Linked DNA regions of Homo sapiens: region 1 is linked to region 2. A link is a loop called in an ENCODE intact Hi-C map of the cell type or tissue named here. Cell type or tissue: gastrocnemius medialis. All regions are shown on one strand.

Region 1 (5,000 bases), 590 kb after region 2:
GATTACAGGCATGAGCCCCTGCGTCTGGCCAATTTCTTTATCTTAATCATAAAAATCTTCAAGGTATTTCCTCTTTGAAATGTACATAAATCTATTGGTTGGTTGTTTTTAAGTGTTCTAAATTATTTAAATTAGTATATCAAATATGTTTTTGAGAGGGCAGACCCTCTCCAAAACCAATCAGTCTACATTAAAGTGACACTTGAGGTTGTGTCTTCACTGAAACCTGATTATTCCCACCACCACTGAGGGCAACAGAAGCCCAGAGACCCAACAAAACGCACTTAACTAAGATCAGTGAGTCATTGGCAAGACCATAAACCAAATTTCCTAATACTACTATCCCAGGACTCTCCATATAAATGGTGGCATGCTTATAAGCTACTTCTCTATACTTCTATTCACTCTTTTACATTCCCCCTTTTTTACCCAGTTGAAATTTAGTTTCGATTCTTTCTTAAATCTTGAGATACTTAACTTTCATCAATTTTAGTTGGTCACAAACAGAAAATATAGACATGAAAACCAAAAAATCTGGGTAAATAGAATTGCCAGATAAATAACACAGAATAAAAAACCCAGAATCCATTTGTAAATGTATCATTTATTAAAATAGAAAAGTAAAGTTATTAAAATAAAATGTTCTATCATAGACTGATGCAAGGTGGGATGGATGTACAAGAACACTTAGATCTATTGCTTCCCTTTTCTAGTACTACCTCCTCCATCAATAAAATAAAGAGCTGCATATTCAACATGATTATCTAAAATAATCCTAACTATGCAGTGAGGAAAATATTCCAAAGTAAGATGATTATGCCCAGTAAAAATGTTCCCCTTTGGGGAAAAAAACAATACTTAAAATATTAAAGTCTGATGTTTCCTAACTTGTGGACTTTGGAAATTATTTGGTAGTTCATTAAAAGACTTCCAAAAGGAATAAACCCCATATAGCTAATTGTTTACACCTCCTAGTGTAGGTGACTTATAGTAATGGCATAGCATTTCCACATACTTATTTACCCCAGATAATTTAATTAGGCCAAACTTGATGTGATGCACATTTACTTCTCAAATGACTTCGCATATGGGTAAACCTGTCAGGTGTGACCAATTAAGTCTACCATCTACAAAAAATGTCTCTGATCAAAATTCACATTTTAAGCTCCCAAAATACTTACGATGCTTGAAGGAAATGTTTCATTCTTAGGGACTCTCTCAATTGCCAACTTACAAGCTAATATATTGTGGTGCACAAACCATGCATTCAACTTCAGAATAGTTCAATTACCCTTTGGAAAAATTAAACACACTCCCAGTAACAATGCAAACACGCTCCACTTAAACAAACATAAAAGTCTGCCCAATTTATTTAAGAATGGCCTAAAAGAAATCAAAGTAATGGATGGTAAAGCAGACATTCATTTTTAGAGAATGTGAGATTCTTACCAGAAGAATCCTGTAGAAGGATCACTGGTCTACAGCATCATGAAACAATTAGGTGGCTCTGTAACCTTCGATGACCAAGCACTGCCTAATTCTAACTCTGTCTCCTTTTATCCTAAAACAAGACAATTTATATTCTGCCTAGAACATAATACTGTGAACATATATAAGCAAGGTTGTTTTGTTAATTTCTAAAAGGTGACATACAGATCGGCTGTGATGGCTCACGCCTATAATCCTAGCACTTTGGGAGGCCAAGGCAGGAGGATCACTGAGCCTAGGAGTTCAAGATCAGCCTGAGCAACATAGTGAGATCCTGTCTTAAATTAAAAAATTAGCCAGGCATGGTGGGGCATGCCTATGGTCCCAGCTACTCTGCAGGCTGAGGTAGGAGGTTCACTTGAGCCCAGGAGGTCGAGGCTGCCATGAATTGGTGATGGCACCACTGCACCCCAGCCTAGCAGACGGAGAGACACTTAAAAAAAAAAGTGACAAACAGCTCATCTCAAATTTCTCAAGTTAGAATTTGGTATAGGCCTTGAGACTTTACTCTTCTCTATCCAAACCAGCACTGTTAACAGTGATGGGGCTCTGGGGTCTCATTTGCAATCATTAGCCTGAAGAACCAATGGATAACTGAAAGCACCACAGAGGCTGATATCCTGACTCGGAAATTAGAACATCTCGAAAACCCATAGGTAACATGGAAAGGAGCTATGTGTGCCTCTAGGATGGACAGCTGGTTGCTATTAGGCTGAGTCATGCTCTTATACATTTACTGAATTTATACTGTGCAAAAGGAGAGGAGAGAAGAGGAGGAAAGGGGAAGGGAGGGAAAGGAAGAAGAGGGAAGGGAAGATTGAGACGGGAGGGGAGGGAAGGGAATATTTTGCTTTAGATTATATAAAGAACTAGCTGCCATCTGGAAGAAACTGCCCATGGCTTAGAGAGGGAGATTGAAGTCCCCCAACTAGATATCCAAGGAAAGCATTGTTGACCTTTTATGTTAGCAACTATCAGGGTCAGTTACATAGTCATAGCCAAAAATTGTGACATATATGTTATTACAACATCTAAGCAATCTTCTTTCTTCTTCTACCATCCCCCAAGTTAGACACAAATAAAGAAATAACCTGAAAATAAAAAACGACAAAAACTTCCCCCCCCCCATATCCATTCCAGAAAGGACATTCAAGGGGTTATTTTGTATCACCACAAAGTACAGCTATTCTATTCTGAAAGCAATTGCTCTGGTCCATCCGTGAATGTCAATGCTAGGGAAGGTTCTTGGGTTCAGGCCCAGGCTGGGGCATCAGAAAAATGCTCTGTGTATATCAACACTGCCAACACCGAAGCTGAAATTAGCTGAATGGTGTCAGTGAGGCGTTCAAGCCACTGTGCAGGCAACCACATTGCAAAGGGCATTGGAACAAGCTGTCCTGTTCCAGAGTCTGGGGGCTGTGCTGACCAACACAACAAGCACGCCTCTACATATGAGGCCACCTCATCATCAGGGCATTTGCTAAATGGCAACTATCATGTTTCGTATTGCAGAATAAAGATGCCTCCTTCCTGTCCCACTCTGCTTCCCTGCTCCAATGTCACTCATGATTTCTCCCATTCTTGTCCTCATTGGATTACACAGCTAACATACTAATACTGAAAATTCAACTGGAAAAAATTATTTTGTTCTCTCATGAAACCAAGTATTCCAAAGCAAGCATGGCTAACAATAGTAAGAGTCACTTAAAACACAAACACATCCATCCATACTAAGGCATATTATGCAGTCATATTCCATTTCCAAATCAAAATGCACATCATAAATTCTGCAGTTCCATGATATAACAATGCCACAGAAGCTCCTAACTTGACACCTTTTACCAGGTCATATCCACAAACCCCACTGAAACATATATATACACAGGCTAGAAGAAGAGTCATCCCTACTCCTTACAAAAGAGTCCTAACTTGAAACTCTATGAGCTAAAGCATGCTCCCTGATAAATGAGAAATTAATATTCAAGTGGAGAAGGATGGAAATCTAAAAAATGGCATAGAAGGCATAGAAGTCCTAAGTGTAAACTATTTAAAATTCACTAGCAGACACAATAATTCTCTGTAAACAAATTCCTTCTGATTTTTCCATTTCTGATTCAGCTGTCAGGGCGATAGGCCTGAATACAGTACTCCTATAGAAAGAGCAATGCTCTAAGAAGAAATCATCCAGCAACAAGGTAACAAAACTAAGCCCACTTACCTGGTGTTATTTCAGTGGGCAATTTTCATTAAAGAAAGTTAGAAGCTGCTGTTAGCATTTGCTGATCTTGTTACCTCGTTGCTTGGATATTGACCTTGCACCAGCTATTTTGCCTCCAGTTTTCTCTGGGCTTTACTATGTTCTTTAATTTCCTGTGGTATTAATCTTCAGCCCAGGAAAAATGAAGTTGATGCTGTACCACAAGAAATGTTGCAATCACCTTTCAATACAGACATCTGCAGCATTTTACAGGGCCTAGAAATTACTAAAGCCCATTTCAAGGCTTTTTTTTATTCTTTGTCTTATGTAGTTTGTCCCTTGTTAAGAAATAAAATCAATTTATTCCCTGTTACATCATAAAGTGTCCAAGAGGGAAGTCATATTTACTTCAGCATCTCTAGACTGTCTTATGAAGTTTTAAATAAAGAATTTGATTGATGTTTTACAGTTGCCCAAGGAAAAATATCTTTGATTTTATCTAATCACACTGTCAATTTCATCATCTGTATTTCAAAATTGGAACACTTTTTAAATCAACATGCTACAGTTTATAGTTCAGCCATCTAAAATCTATTATAAAATTTAAAATAACAGTTAATTCACCATCTTAAAAGAACATTTATTACAACTAAGGTTGATTGATTTTTTTCCATTTCAAATAGAAGATATAATATTTTTCAGTCATCCATGCTAAAGTGACAAATGACCTAATGTAAGGCTATGTCTTATTTTATATCCCAGTACTCCAGTACATAGGATCTTCTATGTTGCTTACATCATACAACCTGCTAATAAACTCTCCAACTATCTAGAATTCCAGGGGTTATGTGTCAATAGCCTTGTTCCTTCTGATATATGAGATTTTTGCAGCCAGCTCCTAGCTTGCTAGACTCTAGGGATCACCAGTTTACCCCATCACTCCTTGATATCTGTACTGTATCTGACCTCTACTGTTTGGTCAGTAGACTAAAGTCCTGTTGAATGGACTTTAGAGCACTCACCTGCATCTAACTGTTCCCCCAAATCCTACCTCCTCCCCATCCCACTGCAGTTAATTAGAATCAGATCACATTCACTCAAAAAATATTTATTGGAAGCTACCATGAGCATTGTTCTCAAGGCCTGAACACTACACTATTTAAGACAATCAGAATCCCTAGCTTGAATTCTATAGCTGGGAATACCCCACAGGCAATGAAACAATAAATAATTGAAAATGACAGAAGGGTAGGGATCACACAGCAACTTCCCAGCATCACTGCTACTTTTCCTTGACCAATAATTTGAATAATAG
Region 2 (5,000 bases):
AATTTTTGTATTTTTAGTAGAGATGGGGGTTTCACCATGTGACTGACTGGTCTGTCACCATGTGACAGACTGGTCTCAAACTCCTGACCTCAGGTGATCCACCGACCTCAGCCTCCCAAAGTGCTGGGGTTACAGGTGTGAACCACTGTGCCTGGCCATATACAAGGATTTTCTTAAGGTCAACAAGTAAAAAGTAGTAGAGCTGGGACTTCTTTTTTTCTTACTTCAACTCCTGTGCTCATTTAGTTTGCTTGTTTAAATACACGTGTTGGTTCTGTGTCTCATGAGAAACACTATGCGAGGTGCTTATGATATAATGGTACACTGCGTGGCCTGACCTTAAGGTGCTGAGTCATCAATTGACTACCCAACACCGTCTTATTTTGCTCATAGTTAAGAATTAGAAAGAAAACACAAAATTAACGCTTTATTCTACAAGTTGGGAGGTTTCACTGATATTAGCTCATTTTTTTCTTTGAAATCAACTGAAAAAGGAGACCCAGGAGAATGAGCCAGAAATGCCAGAATATGGATATGCCTTCTGGTATGTTTTTTGATTATGGAAGAATCATTCTTAAATAATACACTCATTTCTAAGTAGGTAGTGTTCCAGACTTCAGTCTGGAGGTAAATAAAGTCTGGGGTCTCTTTTTTTCTGATGGCAGTGGCCACTGATGTTCATCCAGAAGGGGGTTGCAAAATGGTGAAAGTCTTATTCTGTCATTTCTTTTTTCATTTATTAGCTGGAATGCCTCTATAAAAAGAAACTTTCCCTTATCAACTATTTGGCATCCTGAGGTAGAGTTCACATAGGAAAGGCAAATGAATGTTTGATTCATTTTACTTACTAGTTTTCAAAATAGTGGGTTGCTTTCTTACAGTCTCCCCCAAAGGGGATTTTTATTGCTGTTTGTTTGTTTTAGTATCCCATAAGCTCATGAATCTAAATATACTTAAGAAGTTTCAACACACTGTAGTCATGATCCTTATTGATCCTCAATTTATCCAATTTTTGGCTAGTGGGAGTTTATTCAATATGGATGTGGAGTTCTTTTGATACAACCCTTGTAGACTTTTATGAATATTCTGAAAGGAACTTGCACATTGCAAAAGCTCTATATCAAGAAAAGACCAAGAAGGATAGTGTGGGAGCTTGGAATTTTCCACAGCTTCTAAAGAGTAAAGTGGTTGCTGCTCAACACTTCACCTTGGCTAGCATTACCTGTGCACTAGTCTCCTCTCTCACTCCCAACCAAGTGTTGTAACTAAGATTTTTGCTAATTGCGCCTGTGCATTGAAGACAAAATAGGAAACAGATACCATCTTTAACTTTCATGTATTTTATCCAGGCCCAAACACCAAGGCTTTTGTCTTTCATTTTTGCTTCTCTTTTTGTTCTTCAGCTCCCACCCACGATATTTTTCTCCATGCTAGGAACAACAAGCAGGGCTAGTAACTCATTTGTGACTAGAGGCCAGTGTCAGTCCATAAACTAATCTAGGGAAAACCAAATTATGCTGGAAATAATGCAGAGCCCTAATCAGGTTCTCTTCAAAATCCACTTATTGACGATAATTAGCATGAGTTTCTTCCAGAAGCCCAGCTTAGCACATGGACATTCAATGGGATCTTTCAGCTGCAGTGGCTCCGAAGCTGCAATTCTGCCTAATTAATAAAGCAACGACAGACATTTAGAAAAATATATGCATGATAATTTAAGTCTCCCAGAAAAAAATCAATTCGTTCTGTTTAAACTTTGCCTTGGGTGTTCTCTTCATCAATTCAAGTGTGGAGCACTGACCTTAAGTTGCAAATATTTTTCTTCAGGCATGATTGAAGCTTCCAGAGGTAATAGCTTTCAACATTCATTTCTTAGAGATTTTAAAACACTCAAATGGGGACACTATCCCACTTTTCATGGCTATATGTAAATCTGATAAAATAATCTTTAAGACTTTCAAAGTAAATGTAGCTTAGGGCTACAAGAGGTGGCTTTTTCATTTGTGCAATCAATACATGATTAAAATGGTGTGTTGGGAGGGGGCGCATCCCTTAAGCAACAGAATAACACAACTGTAATTTCCCTTCTTAGTGAACTTCCCTAAACATGCCCCTTTGTGTTGATTATTTCTCTTGGTGATAAGCAGAAAAAAAGGTCACCTGTTGCTGACATCTGCTGCTATCTCTGTGTGTTTTCTTGAAATGACGTGTTATATTGGAGCTAATCTAAATGAAAAACAATTCAAAGCATACACATAAAGCAAGCAAACAACTGCAACCAAAAGAAAAAGGTGGGGAGGGGAAGACCCATCAACAAAAATCCAACAAAAAACCAGCTAAAAGCTTTTCATTGATTTTCAGTTAAGGAAGATTATAGCCACAAGGGGGCTCTCGAATCTTCCCAAACACTAGTTAAGTGCTGAGAACTATTTTTCTAGTAATTAATTTCCACAAATCAATATTACCTATTAATGTATATTACAGAGACAAGCTACAGACTTCTGACACGTTACATTCAAGCTAAAGAGAGAATTTCATATAAAAATTCAAGGGGCCCACAGTGATTGTAAGTCAAAGCTGAAATTAGTTGCACCTGTGATTTCCTGCGTCCACTCTAGCATAAAAAATCCCAACACTGCAAATTTCACCAAAGGTTAAAACTGAATGTGAAGCACTGTGTATATAATGGAATACATTGACCTCCGATGGATTTTAAAGGCTGTCTGCCTCCTTCTCCTACATCGTGCACCCCCCAAACAGCCATGGAGGGTGACACAGCAGTTAAAATGCAATGACCCTTTCTGGGGGCAGCGGGAAGTTGCGACAGCCATTAGTTCTGGAGGTATTTAACTCATGCTGAGAGCCTGATGGTGCTGATGGTGTTTACAGCCTGAACCACAAAAGGCACTTGGAATTCAAGAGGGCGTTTTAATTTTCTGTTCAACCCAGTAGATAGGGGTAGAATCTCGTACCACACCTGGGCAGAATAAGGACAGACGGGAATCGCATCTCCAGCAGAAGAGAGAACACGACCTAGCACCCTTATCAAAGGGAAAATGGAGGAACAGAAATGCCCCAAAAACATTATATCAGAGTAGTTCAAATACCCAAATAATCTTTGCACAAACTCAGAAAGCCTCTTGGAGCGCTGATGTGAAATGGCTTTTTGACAACTGCCTTTTCTCTAATCTAATGAGAAAATCATCCCAAGGAAAGTTGAGCATAGGTCTGCCACTGGGCAGGAGCACTTTTGTGGCATGTGGGGGATGTGATACCTTTCCCCTGGACAGCTGGCTCTCCTGAAGAGGGGTCAGGGAGAACAGGGCAGCACGATTGTCCCTCATAATCAGGGTCTTCACGCATCATGCTTCCACATTCATTTTGGTTGTTGAAATTATGAATCACTGTTGTTAAACAAATCCCTGGCTCAGGAAGGCCAGTGTTCTCACTCAGGCTCCCAAGAGACATGTTCTGGGACAGCAAATTCTTCTGTTGTGAAATCCTACTTTGCTTGGCAAATGCCCCCCAGTACAACGTGAACCAAACGTTGATGTAAACTGCATAGACTTTTGGCTTAGGACTTTTAGAGTCACTGGTACCCTCAAGTTTCATTCCCAGTTTACAGAGCAGTAGCCCCTCTTAATTTGCCTCAGTCATTTCTCTTTAGAATTTCCAAAGGTGACTTCTGGAATTCTAGTAACAGCCCTGTTTTGTTGTTTTCAGGTCTGGCCTTCCATTGAACCCTTCCATTGAAAACCTTCCTTTTAATCACATTGCAAGTCACCTTTGTGCTTTCCAGCATCTATCTAGAGTGTTGCTGTCATTCAAGCACCATCAGGATATGTGAGGCCTTCCTTGTTAGAACATTGCAGCCACGATCTGGGGATTTAAATTTAGTCTAGGGCTAGTATGTACAGACAAGGACCTTCTGCTCAATTCCCATTCAGAGCCCTGCCCCTTCTAAGGGCAGCTAGGACTTAGGCAGACCCCTGAAGGAGATGGACAGGCATTCCACAGGTAGAAACCTCCAGATTCTTAGCGGCTCATGGGGGATTGTGGCTTTGAACACAGCATATCTAGTCAAGTTTAAGTACATTTCTTTAAAATACATTTTGACCTTAAAAAACTTAAATAACTTAAAGTTATAAAGAGAAGGAATTCCTCTCCTTTAAGCAGAAGGCAAAGGTTGGTGTTTTAAAGAGAATAAGTGGACCCCTCCTGTACCATCCTTCCCCTTTCGTAGTGCATCTGGTCACAATAGTATTTTATCAGACAACTGCTCTCTAAAGAAATTGAGTGATTAAATGATCTGCTATGATGGGTGGGGTTAGTTAGGGGTGAGGCTTCAGAAGACTAGTCTTTCTCAATGAAGTACTGACCAGCCCAACTGCTGATTTTTACCAATCAACACAAAATCCATCATTGTTCTCCCACTGAGAGATGTTACGGGTTGAATTGTGTCCGTTCCGAAAAAAAGATGTTGAAGTTCTAACCACCACCCCACTGCCCCATACCTGGGAATATGACCTTTCTTGGAAATAGGGTCTTTGCAGAAAATCAGGTTAAGGTGAGGTCATTAGAGTGGGCCCTGATCCAATATGACTGGTGTCCTCATAAAGAGGGGAAATGTGGACATAGAGACAAATATATGTGGAGTGAAGACAATGTGAAGATACAGAGAACCCCATCTACAAGGCAAAAAACAGCTGAGACTTCCAGACGAAAGAGAAGAGGCCTGGCACGGTGTCTCCCACCCTCAGAGGAAACCAACCCTGCTGACATCTTGATCTTGGACTTCCAGATTCCAGAACTATGAGAGAATAAACTGCTGTTGAAGCCACCCAGTTAGTGGTACTTTTGTCACTGTGGCCATAAGAAATGAAAACAAGGTATATCTTTATTGGAGAGACAGATGAATGTAATGAAAGAAGGGACCGGCACTAGCTGCACACATTAATAAACTGAGTCTTTTCAATAAATATAAATGGACTGTCAAGAAT

Evidence for each region. Hi-C counts contacts between places; a loop is a spot of excess contacts. Peaks named below come from ENCODE experiments on the same cell type or tissue, not always from the same donor. Only the 100,000 strongest peaks of a DNase experiment are listed, where the experiment ranks them.
Region 1: a loop joins it to region 2, with 7 times the contacts of the local background. A loop is called at or near these places in 2 of 110 quality-filtered maps.

Annotation. Positions count from the first base shown.
Region 1 is chr13:96,221,269-96,226,268 of GRCh38, reverse strand. All of the region lies in intron 1 of HS6ST3 (heparan sulfate 6-O-sulfotransferase 3), which reads right to left. Among named protein-coding and RNA genes, the nearest start is that of HS6ST3, 130 kb to the right of the region's middle. In gastrocnemius medialis, no CTCF peak of the experiment used is centred here; a DNase peak (open chromatin) is centred at 2,888; H3K27ac peaks cover 2,471 bases.
Region 2 is chr13:96,814,929-96,819,928 of GRCh38, reverse strand. The region is part of intron 1 of HS6ST3 (heparan sulfate 6-O-sulfotransferase 3); the gene reads right to left. Among named protein-coding and RNA genes, the nearest start is that of LINC00359, 170 kb to the left of the region's middle. RefSeq lists an enhancer at 2,371-3,128. In gastrocnemius medialis, a CTCF peak has its summit at 2,378 (motif pointing right); a DNase peak (open chromatin) is centred at 3,468; H3K27ac peaks cover 1,572 bases.